Regions from separate parts of the Homo sapiens genome. Here region 2 is linked to region 1. A link is an interaction called in ENCODE POLR2A ChIA-PET data of the cell type or tissue named here. Cell type or tissue: PC-9. All regions are shown on one strand.

The links. ChIA-PET counts read pairs that join two places held together with the same protein. Peaks named below come from ENCODE experiments on the same cell type or tissue, not always from the same donor. Only the 100,000 strongest peaks of a DNase experiment are listed, where the experiment ranks them.
Region 2: POLR2A ChIA-PET joins it to region 1 with 5 read pairs; 2 of 35 experiments call an interaction of 5 or more read pairs at or near these places.

The regions. Positions count from the first base shown.
Region 1 is chr10:52,252,496-52,260,495 of GRCh38, reverse strand. The region is part of intron 10 of PRKG1 (protein kinase cGMP-dependent 1); the gene reads right to left. LOC124902425 (a long non-coding RNA gene) reads left to right here and starts at 6,979. Exons shown (of 2, transcript XR_007062145.1): 1 at 6,979-7,125. In PC-9, no CTCF peak of the experiment used is centred here; a DNase peak (open chromatin) is centred at 3,055; H3K4me3 peaks cover 1,000 bases; H3K27ac peaks cover 2,084 bases.
Region 2 is chr10:52,590,868-52,598,867 of GRCh38, reverse strand. The region is part of intron 1 of LOC105378305 (a long non-coding RNA gene); the gene reads left to right. Among named protein-coding and RNA genes, the nearest start is that of LNCAROD, 120 kb to the right of the region's middle. In PC-9, CTCF peaks have their summits at 3,220 and 3,419 (motif pointing right); no DNase peak of the experiment used is centred here; H3K4me3 peaks cover 365 bases.

The DNA.
Region 1 (8,000 bases):
ATTGACTCTGAAAATCTAAAATGAGTTGAAATGAAACAGAGGATCACATACTGTGAAATTCAACTCTCTTTCTGACATGTGGCCCAATTAACTCATGAAAGGTTTTGCATTGCAGTTATACTTTTGAAATATAGGGATGAATGACTTTATAATTTTTTAAACTGTTACATACTGGAAAACTTTAATAAAATGGCTTATAATCAGATCTTAATGTCTTATTACATGCTATCCTCAAACTTTGTCCTTCTGATGTTACAAAAAGGCTAACGATACAATTCATCCATGTAGCCGAAAACCATTTGTACCCCCTAAAGCTATTACAATTTAAAATATTTTTTAAAATACTGAAAAAGTGCTGGGAGACAGGGCTGGGGGAATGGGAATGAGGGTGGGGAGGATGGGGTTGGAAGGATGTAGAGGAGAACCTGCCAACCATTGAAAGATTCAATGCCTCTTTCAATGATAAGGCAAAATAAAGACATTTTCAGATAAAAGTAAATTAAGGAAAAAAGAAAAAGAAAAAGATAACTTCTTCCCCCATACGATTCTTGTATTTCACATTTATCTTGTGTTTCAGATTTTCACAAATATAAGAGGACATCAACTGTAGCTAAGTAAGTTCAATAAGAATTTACTGGATTTTGCCTATGCCAGTTTACTTCAGGGAAAACAGTCACATTAAAAATTTAAATTGCTTTGTTTGTGCAGATGTGGCATCCAAGGTCATAGTGATGACGAGACAGTGGCTCTCCTTTGTTTAACTTATTTATTTGAACTTCTTTTGGGTAGTGATGATCTCCCCACTCTCAGTGTGAACGTGAAAGGCAGTGGGCTGGAGCTAGAGACTAAGAACAAACTACCTGGCCCACAAAAGCTCCTGACCTCATAGCTCAATGTTCAAGCTAATATGTTGTATATGTCAATGACAATGGGGAATACTGAGGGACCAAGTACTAATTAGCAATAAATTAAATATATGCAATTGATGAGATATATTGAAACATACAGAATTACCTGTTTCATATTTTTTCCAGAAAGCAAGATAAATTATTTCATTTTATTTAAAAAGACATGACTATTTTCTACATAATTAAGACATACAAAGGGACTATTTTTCCCTCTCATGGAAGGAATCCCTCTTTGAAAGTGTTTACATGAAATTTTCAGGAATGCAGACTGCACTGTGGTACAAAATAACCTACTTTTGTCAGAAGAGAAATTATGATGTCTATTTCTGGGAGCAGCGCCACCTAAAAATAGCTTGTCTAGTCACCTTATAGTGCATTCTTTCATGTCATAGATAGAAGTTCAGAGCAGAGTCTGTGTTTATGTGCTTTCATTACTTAATGTCCAAACAACTCTTTTTTTTTTTTTGGCAAGTCTAATCTTTTTAAAGAATATAAACAATCATACTCTACTGATCAGCTATCTAATATTTCTCTCTGCTCCTCCCACAGTAATTCACTCTAGTCTGGTCACTTGCTTTGGTGTCCTGTGACAACATGTGGCCTTTTATGTTGTAACCCTTGCCTGGAATGGCCTTTTCTCAGAATGGCCTTTCCCCATCTGTTCATTTAAATCCCAACCTATTCTCCACTGCCTGGCTTCAGTTCTGTATATCTTCCCAGGCCTTCTTCTATTCCATCAATTTCAAATGACCTCTCTCCTGATGAAATACTAAGAACATTTCTGCATAATTTTTAATTTAACACAATAGCATAATATTTTGTTTGCTACTTTTCCAATATGTTAATCTTATCTTCTTTCTTAGGAGGGGGCAGAAATTCCTTGAGGGCAGGAATCATGTCAGATATTTTTATATCCCACAAATATTTTGGATGTTTTAAAACAGATGATTTTTGCCTAATATGATGTACCCATTATTAAGCTTCTAGTTAAAAAATCAGTAATTCTGGGCAATAACAACAGCTCTTTCAATGACTAAGTGGCCTTAAACCACATATATACATTATTCTTGTCTTCTTTCCTGTAAAATGTGGATCATGTCTCATGTTCTCCTCACAGAGTAGCTATAAGGGCAAAATTATACAATGAACATGAAAGTAATTTGAAGATTATAAAGTAGGGTTCAAATGAAAGGTTATTTTATTAAAGAAATAATATTTCTTGGATTAAAGAAATAATATTTATGTCATAGAAAACAAAAAAGGCAAGTATGACCTAAATGTCAACTTTTGTAAGAGCTGTTTTATCACCAATTATTTTAAGCTTTGGAAAGACATGCCCAGTGCATTCTAGATTTATAGTGATTATTCTAAAATCATATGCAGGTTTAGAGGAGAAACTATTAACATTTTATCTTGTGGTAGGATACTAACTTCAACTACTTGTAAGAAAAAATAGGCATTTCAATTGATTGCTAATATATAAAATTTCTGTAATTTCACAAGATGGGTTAGAAAGTAACATATTTGTTTTCATTCATGTAATCTAAATTTTATTATAATTATCAATGTACAAAAGAAATTTATTCTACAATAATGAGATGAAGTAATGCTTATCTTACTTTATTTGCATATACCAAAGTAGAGATAAGCTTTACTACTTGTAATTTCTGCATTGAAACTGTCATGTGGTTATTTTAGCAGTTGCAGTATATTGTTACTACACCTACTGATGCTCAATTAGTGTTTATTAGATGGGATTTTCATTAGTTCTCTGAAGAACTTATTTTCTGAGAAATGAGTGCTATTTATTAGAGTTAATAATTTTTGTCCGTTTTTATTCTTTTGAAGAATAAACATAACATGAGAATTACATATTTAATAATAAACCACAGAGTACTACTAAAGAAGAGGCTGTGTTAAAATGAAGCAAACTTTCAGTTTCAACCAGTATTGAGTCCTTACTCACTTTAGTCACAGAGGATGCAAGGCCTTAGGGCAGCAGGGTTTCCCCAGGTGTCCGATGTAGCATAAATCACCGTGGGTACACATGGCAATACTGCCCAAAGATCTCCATAGCTATTCTGTTTCATTGCTGTGCGGCTTGGCAGTAGGAAGCTCTTGAAATGTTTTCATCTTACATGGGGTTTCCCTTTGGAGTTAAGTTGCTCACCTTTCGCAATAAGACCCTGCTGACTGAGCAATGGGTTTATCACCTAACTTCTTGCTTAATCACCTCTTAGTTTCTATTTTTTTTTCAATTGGTTTACATAGCACTCCAAGCCTGCTTGCTTGTTTTTATAGTGCCAAGGCAGCTGGCAAAAATGCTGTGAGAGTGGTATGGATGTCATGAACAGACACACCCTGTGAAATACACCTCCTTGTCTTAGCATAAATTGGTTCTCGCGACTACCACATTTTCTTTTCCTGGGCAATCCAGTTATGTGGTTTAGAAACTGAACTGCAGCAGAGAAGGAATGAGAGGTAACTTTTGTATTCAACTTGCCAAGAGCCAGGTCTTTATTATGCCCAACTGAGGTGCCATGGGTTAAGAAGGCTGGAGAGGAACTAGGTATGATTCAGCAGTTTGCACTGAAAATGATTTCCCATTGAGAGGTTAAGAGGTGGGGCTTCACAATTTAGAAGTGAAATGGATGAATAAAAGCAGGCTACTTCAGGGGCACACAGGTTCAGCATAAGGGATATTGAAAATTGTTTCCCATCTCCTCTCATGACAGATCAGAAAGTTAAGAGCTTAGTGGTCTGGAGAAATTTAATAGAGGTTATCACTGAAGGTCATTTGAAGACCTCTGGCTCTTACTTATATTGGAATAATGGTTGCACTCTCAGGCCTTGGCCTAGCAATGGAAAAGAAAAGAGTAAAATACTTTCATTCCCTTCCTTTTCTATGCTTATAGCTGGAAGTGATAAATAAAAAGAACTATCATTAGCATGCTTTAATAATAATAGCAACAATAACAACATTAACACCATTTACTGACCTATGATGTGTGAGACACTATTTTGAGGGCTTTAACTCGTTTAATCTTCACAACCTTGTGAGGTACATATCCTATTATTATCATCATTTCAGAGACAAGAAAAGCAAGGCTCAGAAAGTTTTAAGTAAATGACTAAGCATACACAATGGGTAATATCTGAATCCAGAAAGCCTAATTCTAGAGCTCTAGCTTCTAGCTACCATGTTACACTGTCGGATTTTTTTTCTCTGCAGGTATTTTGCCATTAAACTAGGAGCAGAAAAGGATTTAGAGAAAGGGGAGCCTCTGAGGATATAACAAAAAGAGAGGCACACAGCAGACAATTACTACATCTATTCTAGATTTAGTTCTAATTCAGGTTCTTGAATTCCAGAAGAATTTTTTTAAAGCAAAGGTGTACATATAACAATGAAGTAACACTTGTTTGATTTGGGGGTGGTTGTTGATGGTGGTGGTAAGAATCCAAATATTTTTAAAACCCAGAATGGCAGAAAAAGCTTCTAGTTAAAAAATCAGTAATTCTGGGCAATAACAACAGCTCTTTCAATGACTAAGTGGCCTTAAACCACATAAATACATTATTCTTGTCTTCTTTCCTGTAAAATGTGGATCATGTCTCATGTTCTCCTCACAGAGTAGCTATAAGGGCAAAATTATACAATGAACATGAAAGTAATTTGAAGATTATAAAGTAGGGTTCAAATGAAAGGTTATTTTATTAAAGAAATAATATTTATTAATAAACATTTGTTTCTTCAATAGTTTCATTTTACTAAGTATGTTCCATAATGCATCAGGTTACTTATGTTGATGCCTTAACTCTCCCTCTGCCTCAGAAATGCTATCTCCTGCAAGACGTCTTGTTCCTCCACACACTGAACCCCTGCTGATCATGCTTTGCTTATGAGTTTATTAGTTTACATGATTGCCCCTCCCAGTAGACTGTGAGTCTCTAGAGCTAAGAACTATTCTATTTATTAAATTTTTTATCTTCAATCATAGAGCTCACTACATATATACATAATAACTGATGCAGAAAGAATATAATCCAAAAAGACAGAGGTTATGTTTATCTTATATTTGTTCCTGTGCTTTATCCAAGTTTGCCGCTCTGGTATAGGAGATATGTGGATTGCTAAATAAACAGATTAAATATCTAATATTTAAAGCACCGACTACATATTATTGGCATATTAAAAAATCAGTTTGTCTTTGAGTCATACAAATCTATTCTGAAAAGCAGGTGCCTTTCTCGCAGGGACAAAAGTAGAGTAAATTGGGAATATGACTATAAGGCAATGGGACTAATTTTCACTTGTAATTTGTAAAACAACCTCCTTATTTTACAGTTATACTTTGTAAATGAAGACGATTACCTAGATGACTTACAGCAGTGCTTAGAGCTTTAATTAATAAGTCATATATAAAAAGAGAGCTGAGTTCTTTTGCTGAAAGTGATACTATAAATGGAATGTGTTCTCCTGGAAGACATACTGTAAACAGACAGTAACTGAACACATTAGAAAGACCATTCTTAAAAATAAAGAACATAGGCAGAAAATATGGCACATGCCAGAAAACAGAAAGGAAAGCAGTCCAAATGACTGCCCAGAGGAAATGGTTGTGAACAGGATACTGTCTGATATTAAACAAGTGAATGTCAGTTATGCTGAGAGTATTTAGGAAGAGACTGAATAGCTTAAGACTACAATTCCTATGCCTAAAAGATCTTCACTTTAAGCTTCTGGACTCTTTACTGAACACATTTAAGTTTCTTATTATGTGGCAAAATTATGTACTCACGTCCAAAAATTGATAATAAACTATTTATAAATTCTCCTGTAGAAAAATACTTCTGCATCTACATTTATCTAAATTGACATGAATGATAAAAATTAAGAAATGCTAAAAAGTCTGTGAAGGGTGTAACTACCTTCACACACAAACACAATCTGTATGTCAAACAGTGATGAGAAAACTACATTCTTAACTTCACTCTAACAGGAAATGAAGTTCAAAAATTCAAATTTCTAAATTCTTTATACTCCACTGGAGGGTTTATAATTTTATAATCTTATTTCTGGGAAATTTTTTAAAATACTATTTTAAAATTAAAGTGTAACTTATGGTATTATCTTGAAATGTCATTTACCTGCTCAACATTACTGCTAAACTAAGACACTAAGTATTATATACTTTGTATTAACATGTTGAGCACTGTGTACATAAATATGAAATTAGCTTATATGAAGATTTATTGCTTAGATATTGCTTCAATAGCACTTTATAATATTGACAAGATTATCTTGCATGCGTCATTCTCAGAGGAGAGTAAAACTTCTGTAATCACAAAAGAACTGGTCTCTGCCTACATCTTACTCCTAACTCTGATGGTACACTGTTACCCTTATGGTGATTGATTATATTCCGTGACAATGTTATGTACAATTATGGGCAAAGTGATGAGGCCAAACTCCCAATTCCAGCATCATTGAATGTATGTAAAAGATGAACAATCACAGATAATATTTTAATACCCCAAAAGTAATATTATCAGGCAATTAGTAAGTGGCAAGAATTGGGAAAATAAGGTATTAGTGATCACTTAAGTGGCTGGTCCACATTGAATACTGAAGACAATATAGGCATTCTGATTGTCTACAGTGTGTTGTGGATGTACAAGACAACAAAAGCTGATGTGGCCGTAAAAGGTTAAGGACGTGCACTCCGTCCCGATGTAGAAGTTGTACCCAATGATCCATTTTGAATTTATCACTCAGCAGTAATATCTACAGTTTTTGCAAAGTGGGCTATAGTTCCAATCTCAATTAATTCTTAGGACTATGGTGTTCATTATATATAAACATCTGTCTAAAAGAGTAAAATATAATATCCATGAGAGGAAAATTAGGCTATCTGGTATTTCTCTGGGGATGGAGATTATATGTACATATATATGTATATATATGATATATATACTCAAACATGCACATGAATACACAGAAATGAGCATACACATGTGTGCACACACACGAGAGCACACATGCAAATTTTTGTTTTTAAACTAACTTTTATATGCCCACATTAAATTCTTCCCAATTTTGAGGCTAATCAAAATTTTGTTTGTACCTCCTCATTTGCTTTTCAGAGGATCTTCTAGAAGATTTGCACTATCAGCTTGGTATTCAGTTCTCTAGCTTGAAATGATTTCAGTGCCTGTAAGTTATTTTCAGTATTTCAAAAATCTTAAGTAAATTCCTATATTTCATGTAATATCTCACTGGTAACTTCAAAGATCACCATTTAAGTTATCAAACTTCTAAGAGTTCACAAAGTTGTAACACTGATTTTTTTTTTGTCAACAAAAATAGTAGTTTTATTGTCCTTCGTCTTTAAAAAATAATATTTAAGGACCTATAACAGTCCTACAATCACTCTCTGAGAAATTCTGTCCCTTATACTGCTTCATTTGGAGACTGTTTTAGAAATACGCAACTATATAAACACACCAGAAAATAAATCCTGTATGGCAGGGAGCTCTGTCCTCTTTCCTGCCTGTATGTCCCAACACCTCCAAATCAAAGCAGTTCATGTATAATGCTGTTAATGAATCTTTATTAGCTATACAGACAATTATGATTTGCCACAAAACCAAAGTTCTTAAAAAATAAATCCATGGCTACATTAATTGGTAGGGTTCAGAAAAGCAAGAGGTTTGTCTAGAACCTTACTTTTTTTTTTTTTTCTCCCAGAACTGAAAATACTCATATTGTCAAAGGCACACTATGGACTTTCAAGTCACAGGTGATATTACTACAGTATCTCCAACCAGTGTTAAGGGAAGCATAATACCAATTCAGTGAGGCATATGGCTCTAAAACCTTCTCATCTAATATTTAAGTAAATAACATCTTTCTACCTGTTCAAGTCAGAAATTCCAACTGCAATACAAATAGACAAATATAAAAATAGTACTGGGTCAATGTACTTTTAAGGAAGGGGATTTCTCCTGACCCCTGATGGCAACGGTAACTGTTTACTGCACTGTACACAGTCTCAGGGAGTTCCTCACATACTGTACTGGTGTCTGATA
Region 2 (8,000 bases), 340 kb before region 1:
GGTATATCACTCCCAAATCTAATAGAAAAGTGGCATCCGCTAAAAATAAGGACTTGGAGAATATATAATTGTACTTTTCCACTCATTGCTTTGATGAGAGAACAATTCTATAGTGCCTACCAATACTGAAATTAATGTAACAGCCAAAGCCACAGAAACACTTGGATAAATAGTGGGTGTTTATGGCAGTGGGATTTTGACATTGTGGCAACACTCTTTATTACAATTTTATTTTGAAGAATTGTTACTGTTGCTCACTTTTAAAATAATATTTGAGTTTGATAACCATGCATTAATCAGAAATCAGCCTATTGCATTTTACTGTACAAAGGAACCATTACTGAATCTAAAAACAGTTGATGATAGTGACATTATCACTATTATTAATTTATAATAGTGGCTATTTTCCTGTTATTAAAACCATGTGAAAATTTCAATTAAAATTAACTTTTTAAAGCTGAGTAACCCCAGGAAAGAGACAATGCCCATCTTTTCCAGGGGCAGGGAACAAGTTTCTGTCTTAGCTGCATGTAATCCTCCATAAAGATGTAGAAATTGAAGAGTACCTTATTATACCACAGATAATTTATCAATTTCATTCTGCAACTGAACAACTTCCCTATTCCTGGTTTGCATGGAAGACAGGCTAGATTAACTCACTGAGATAAATATTCCCCAAGATTTTTATGAATTACAAAAGGTTTTTTTTTTTTTTTTGCTATTTCAAGAGGAGCATTTTATTGCCTTGGTAGCTGAAAACAAATCTTCATGTATTATTCCAAATGACTTGCCCAGTTTGCCTCCTAAGATATGGATCGAAAAAATAAATATTATATTTTAGATAATGAAAGTAATGGGTACCCAATGTGAAACTTGAAAAATGGGTAAAAAAATAAAAAATAAATAATGGTCATTAAGTAGGAATATTTTTATACATTTTTAGAGTTTTCTGTGAATAAGTATTTTCCACAATTGAGAACACATTGCATATTATCATTTCAAGTCACATTTCTTCCTGACTTAGTATTATAGCATGTGTATATCATTTAGAATTTATTATATTTCAAGGGTCAGTAAACCCAATTCAAACTGGCTGAAAAAAATCCAGGATATTATTGGCCATAGAACTGAAAAATCCAGCAGGAGAAGTAGATTCAAGCACACACCAAAAGTTCGTCTGGGCTCTGGTTTTATTTACTTTCACTTCTCTCAGATTTACTTTCTTTACTTGGCTTTTCCTCATATTAGCTTCCCTTATGGTATGGAACTCAAACCACTAGAATCAGTTCCAGACTTTACACCCTCTTACCACTGTATTCAAAGAGAGATATTGTTTTCCAAAGCTCTTATAAAAGAAAATATTTTTTCCAATATTTCTAGAAAAATATCAATGGTACACTCTAATGAGAGATGTTTAGATCTGGTGCACGCCCCTAAAACAATCTTTAAGACAAGGGAACATTTTTTTCTGATAGGCTTAGACTTGGGATACATGTTCCAACCCATCTGGTCCACACAGACCAAGTACTATTTAATGCACTTATAACTACCACCTTAAAAGTATCTATGCACTTATAACTACCACATTAAAAGTATCTTCACAAATATCATTGTAATGTCGGTGTACTATCTCATTTTACTGTTATATCAACATTTTATTTAACATGCTTCTCTTATTAGATATTTAGGCTGTGTCCAACATTTCTTTTTTTTTTGTTGTTGTTGTTGTTGAGACGAAGTCTCACTCTGTCACCCAGGCTGGAGTGCAGTGGCGGGCTCTCGGCTCACTGAAAGCTCTGCCTTCTGGGTTCACACCATTCTCCTGCCTCAGCCTCCTGAGTAGCTGGGACTACAGGTGCCCGCCACCACACCCAGCTAATTTTTTGCATTTTCAGTAGAGATGGGGGTTTCACCATGTTAGCCAGGATGGTCTCGATCTCCTGACCTCGTGATCTACCCACCTCGGCCTCCCAAAGTGCTGGGATTATAGGTGTGAGCCACCGCACCTGGCCAACATTTCTGTAATGTAAATCATTTTGCAAATATCCTCTTTTATAAATATTTGGCTGCCTCGGGTTTTAATCTTTTAAAGATTACTACAAGTATAGTAGTTAGACCAAAGAAAAAGATATTTTTCTTTCTTATGTTGCTTTTTAGAAGAACCATATACCTCATATGTAGGGATACCTATCTATTACACCCTTGCCAGCATCATTTTTTAAAAATCAAAACTTTGTAATTTGTGAAATCATATACATCATGGTTATTTTTATTCAACTTTATTTACTTTACTAATGAAATTTATATTTCTCTTTAGTAATAATTGAGAATAGTAATTGGGCACTACTGTCCACCAATTACTAGTCTGGACTTAGATATATCAGATTATTTCAACATCTTAAAACCTATATAATTAATTAACTTGCCAAAAGTAAAATAAATAGTTAATGGATGGCCATCCAGGATTCAAATCATGTTTACCTGACTCAAATCTAAGCTTTTAATAATCTTGCAAAACTACTTCCTGAATTATCCATAGCAACTATTTGTATTTCCTACTTTGTTATTTGGTTATAACATTTACTATGATTCACTGGGAAGAATTCTAATCTCTGCTTGTTTCCAAAATCTAAAATAGCCAAAAGGCATCACAATTGAATTCACTATAGAATTGAAACTTTTCTAAGGAAAAATGAAAAATCTGGTGAAAGTCAAAGTCACAGTTTCTACACAGATTACTACCATTCTGTCATTCAGCACATGGGTGCTAAACTGAAATGCTCTACATAACTTTACATTATTAATGTTTGCAAAAGGCAAAAAAAAAAAAAGAATTTATTGCTTTAGCCCTCTTCTCTACGTCCTTGTCTGTCTGTCATGGCTGAAAGCAAAGTCTACAAGTGTTAATAAGATCTCTCTACAATTTGTATTTAAAATGCTTACAAAATTGGAAATGGAAAGAGTATCTTGCCAACTTACACTAATATTCCCAGTTCATAGGTTGAAATATGAAAGAGAAGATTATAAAACTTGTATCTATGTGTTTGTATTAGCATGAAACAGAATTACATTCACAAAAGGCCTTTATGATTTTGCTAAAGAATATTCAGCACAGATCAAAGAAACACATTATTCTTATATTGTGAACATAGTAAGCCACAGGAAAACTTTTACCTTTTGTAAAAGTTTCTGGGGCATCAAGTTACCCACTGGAAGATGAATTTTTACATCCTAATTCATTTCACCAGAAATATTTATAAGTCATATGTATTTCTCTGTCTCTCTCTCTCTCTCTCTCCGTCTCTCTCTCTCTCTCTCTCTCTCTCACACACACACACACACACACACACACACACATACACACGTGCGCAGAAAGATACTTATGGGAGGTCACATTCTACGTATCTATTGCACTTATATCACTTCAAAAAGTCACCAGTAGAGGGAGTAAATAATTTGAAAATCAAATTAATTTTGATTTATTTTTTAAGTTGTATAAATATTAACCTATTTCTGTAAAAGATCTGACTAACAAGTCCCATTATTACTTATGCAAGATTTATAGCTGTGTAAGACACTCTTAAAAATATAAAATATAATTACAAATATAAGATTTATAACTGTATAACTCTCAAAAAATAAAATATAATTATAATTACAAATATAATTTATAAATCTCTTAGTAATCTAAATCATAATCACACATGTTAAAAAAAGAATATGGACTTGAATCAAATGGACCTGGGTTTTTCTCTCCTTGCTCAGATTTTTTTCTAATTGTGGAACTTGAGACAAGCCATTCAATTTACCTGTTTCATTTTTCATGTCTTCCAGATGCAACCACATAATAAATCGAGATATGATGTCACAGAGTATAGGATTAAATATAATGATGTATGTAAAGTTATTAGCATTAAGAAATATTAGGGTTTTTTTTTTTACTTCATTAGTTTTCTCCATCTATGCGTAATTCACCTTGCTCTCTTCCCACCTCCCTTTTGAGTATCAACAACCTCTAGATTGGAAAGGAGTGAAAAGGCGTTGAAATATCTCTCTCGCAAGTTGTATTGTCCACCACTACTTGCTCTACCACATGATACACCACTCTGACTTCTCTCAGCTCTGCCATCTCCTTAATCTGTTTTTGGTATTACCTGAAATTCCAAGACACAATCCCTTCAAAAATAATGTATCTCCTCCCCGAAGACATCCTCCCCTTTTCTATTCCATTTCTTCAGTCACCATAGCAATATCGCACAACGCCGTTGAAGTATATCAGAGTTTCCTAATGGGTTTGGTCATCTGAAGGGATTTAGAGTGTCCATGACAGAAAATTAAAGAAAAATCTCTAAATATTCCCAAAGTCTAATATAAAAAAAACCATGAAATTAGGGATTCTTCAGTCAGGATATTCTCTTCAGGAGCATCCATTGCTCTTGAGCTTCTTTTCTGAACTCAGGTTTGAACTTTCTAGAAAGCCCTCCTTCCTCTAACCTCTTCTCTGAGAGTTACCACCCTTAGGGAATACAAACACAAGCTCACAGATGCTGGTCTTACTTCAGGCTCACTATCCTCATAGAATACTTCCCCAAGACTAAGTTGTCTGCTTGACATAGTACCCTAGACCTCCAGCAGGACACCCAAGGTGTTGCTTGGCACCTCATATCCCACAGAACACTCTGATTGTGAAAAGGCTATTCCAGTTTGCTCCTCTTGAAGTCATCTGTTTAATTGTATTATGGTCAGTGGATAGCTGTTGGAGTGTACCTGGGAACACACACACACACATTTCAATTTCCAAAGGACAAAATTTTTATTCTCAGAGTTCATTTAATCCTACAGGAAGGAGAAGCACATTTTCCTAATTGCATCAGTATTTGCAAGGTCACCCATTTTACTGGGTGTTAGTAATTCACATTTTAGGCAGGGCGACATGATAGTTCATTTGTTTCACCTGAACAGACTCTCAATTGTGCACTCAGACCTGCCCTAAATAATACATGAGCCAACTGATGACTTACTTATCTGCTAATTGTGACTGCCATAACCACACAAATACTTGAGTTTACTCCTTATAAGGGTCCAGTTAAATGGAGCAGCGTTTTCCTAGTGTATGCCCCACAGCCGACCTTTGAGAAGGCACAACGAAGTGTGTGCCAGAGGCTCATAGAAGGTAGGAACAGATGCTGCTTAGCATAGGAAAAGTGAGAGATGTTTCAGTGTTAGGAAATGGCATACTGGTAGAAAAATAGGCAGAAAAAAGGTTAGACTCACTGATATGAAAAGAGAAAGAAAGAGTTGCTTACTAAAAAAGACTTGCCTCCAAGTCAACAAGTGTAAGATAAACAGGACTCATGATTGCACAAGTAAAAGTGTCTTGTGATTACACTTCCTATATCCATTCTTAATAAGCTAATCTTGCTGATTTATTTTCCTTTATGTATTTTTTTCCTTTTTTAACCAGAATATTATTAGTACAGAACATGCATCTTCCTCTCTACCTAAAATCAACACATCTATGTTGAATTCCTTGTACATACCAGGCAAAATGCCAATCACTGGAAAAATACAAATAAAATACAAACCGATTGATATAGGCCAGGATCATGTGCTCCACCTCCAAATTCTTGACTGGTGTCAGTCTCACTCAAACCACCTGTCCTCAGAGAAGAAGGGTGGTTCATCAAAGAGATTGGGATACGTGATCACCAAAAGAAAAGTGAATGGATTATGGGGGGCCAGAAAATGAGGTCTCCACCGTATCAGGTGTGACTTCTTATTTCTAAGACTCTAGCCAAAGGGCTCAAAGGGCAAGATTTTATATTTCATATAAAACAAAAAATTATGTTGCTGACTTTTTTTAAAAGATTATTCCTATTTATGACCTAAACTTTAGAAATCTTTTTGCATACCCGAACCTTATCACAGCAATGCTACACAGTACCTGGTCCACGTTTAAGTACTGGACCCAGCACAGGGGTGGCAAAAGTAATCAGCAAAAGACTCTAAGAGGGAAAAATACATGAGAAAAAGAATCAGGGCAGTATAATGATAGTAAGCTTGACTACACTGGATATACAGGCATATCTTGGAGATATTGTGGGTTTGGTTCCAGACCACCCCTATAATAAAAATATCTCAATAAAGTGAGTCACACAAAATTCTTAGTTTACTAATGCATATAGAAGTCATGGTGGAAAGGGGCAGAGTAAAATGGTGGAATAGAAGTCATCGCTGATAGTCGCCCCTACAGGAACACTAAATTTGACAACTATCTACATCAAAAACACCTTCATAAGAATTACAAATCAGGTGAGTACTCACAGTACCTGGCTTTAATTTCATATTGCTGAAAGAGGCAATGAATAGAGTAGGAGGCCATCTTGAAATGCTGAAGCCACCTGTCCCGCCTCTTTCCTCACACACTCTTTTCCACAGTGGCCCCATGGTGCAGAGAAATCTGTGCCCTTTGGCAGAGGGTTAGCTCAGCGATTGTGAGACTTTGCATTGAACTTCGTGCTGCCCTGTCAGAGCAGAAAGCAAAACCCGGCTGAACTTCGCTGATGCCCGCCCACCAAGGGAGCATTCAGACCAGCCTGAGCCATAGTGGAATTGCCCAACCCAGAAGTTGAAACTTGAGTTCCGGCTTCTCACAAGCCTCACCACCATGGGCTGAAGTGTTCTCAGGCCCCAGATTGAAAGGCAATCTAGGCCACAAAGACTACAAGCCCTAGTTCTGAGCTGGGCTCTGAACCAGTGGAATTTGGGGGCACTCGACTTACTAAGGCACTGGCCAGGCCAGCTAAGGCAGTGCTTGCACCTCCCCTCCCCCAACCCCAGGAAACACAGCATGAGTCTCCAAAAGAAACCCCTTCATTCTGCTTGAGGAGAGGAGAGGGAAGAGTACAGAGGACTTTTGTCTTTCATCTTGTATAGTAGCTCAGTCACAGTAGGATAGGGCACCGGTCAGAGTTGTGAGGCCCCCATTCCAGGCCCTAGCTCCTGAACAACATTCCTAGATACACCCTGAGCCAGAAGGGAAACCACCTCCTTGAAGGAAAGGACCCAGTCTTGGCAGTATCCATCACCTGCTGACTAAAGAGCCATTTGGCCCTGAATAACCAGCAGTGATACACAGGTAGCACGCCATGGGTCTTGGTGAGATTCCGAGACATTTGGGCATCAGGTGAGACCCAGCACATTCACAACTATGGTGGCTATGGTAATGAAGTGGCATCATTGTCTGGAGTAAGTACCTAGGGTTTGTCATCTTGTGCTGAGAAGATTAACGACACGGACACACACACACAGTGTGTTAGGGAGCAGAAAGCTTAATAGGGAGAAGAAAGGAGAGAGGAGAGCAGGTCTCTCTCTTTTGGGAGAGAGGCATCTGAAAAGAGAAGAGCTGTGACTGCAGCAGATTTTATAGGCAGGCTTGGGGAGGTGGCGTCTGATTTATGTAGGGCTCACAGATTGGTTCAACCAGGTGTGATGTTTACATAGCACAAGGGAAAGGCTAGTCATCCCATCCTAATCTTATTATGCAAATGGACTATTTGGCTGGCACCATCTGGTCTGTTCCTACAAGTGACTGGCAAAGGGAAGGGAAGATGGAGTCACCATTTTGAACATGTCAAGTCCTAGGTAGCTTTTTCCTGCTGGCATTCGCCCGTGCAAGCTTCCAGCTTGCTTGTCTATGTCTGCAGCTTGGTTTTACAGGCTACTCTTTATTAGAAAATGATTTGGGGGCTGCTCTTCATTAAAAAGGATAACCTTACTGAGGACTCCCATACCTTCACTATCTGCCTAAGTAGTTTCCTCTTAACTCCTATATCAGTAAGACTCCTGCTTGAGAAAAGCAGAGGGAAAACTAAAGGGGACTTTGCCTTGCACCTTAGGAATCAGCTTGACCACAGTTGGGTAGAGTGCCAAGCACAATCTTGGAGTCTCTGATTCCAGGCCTTGGCTCTTGGACATTATTTCTAGACCTGCCCTGAGCC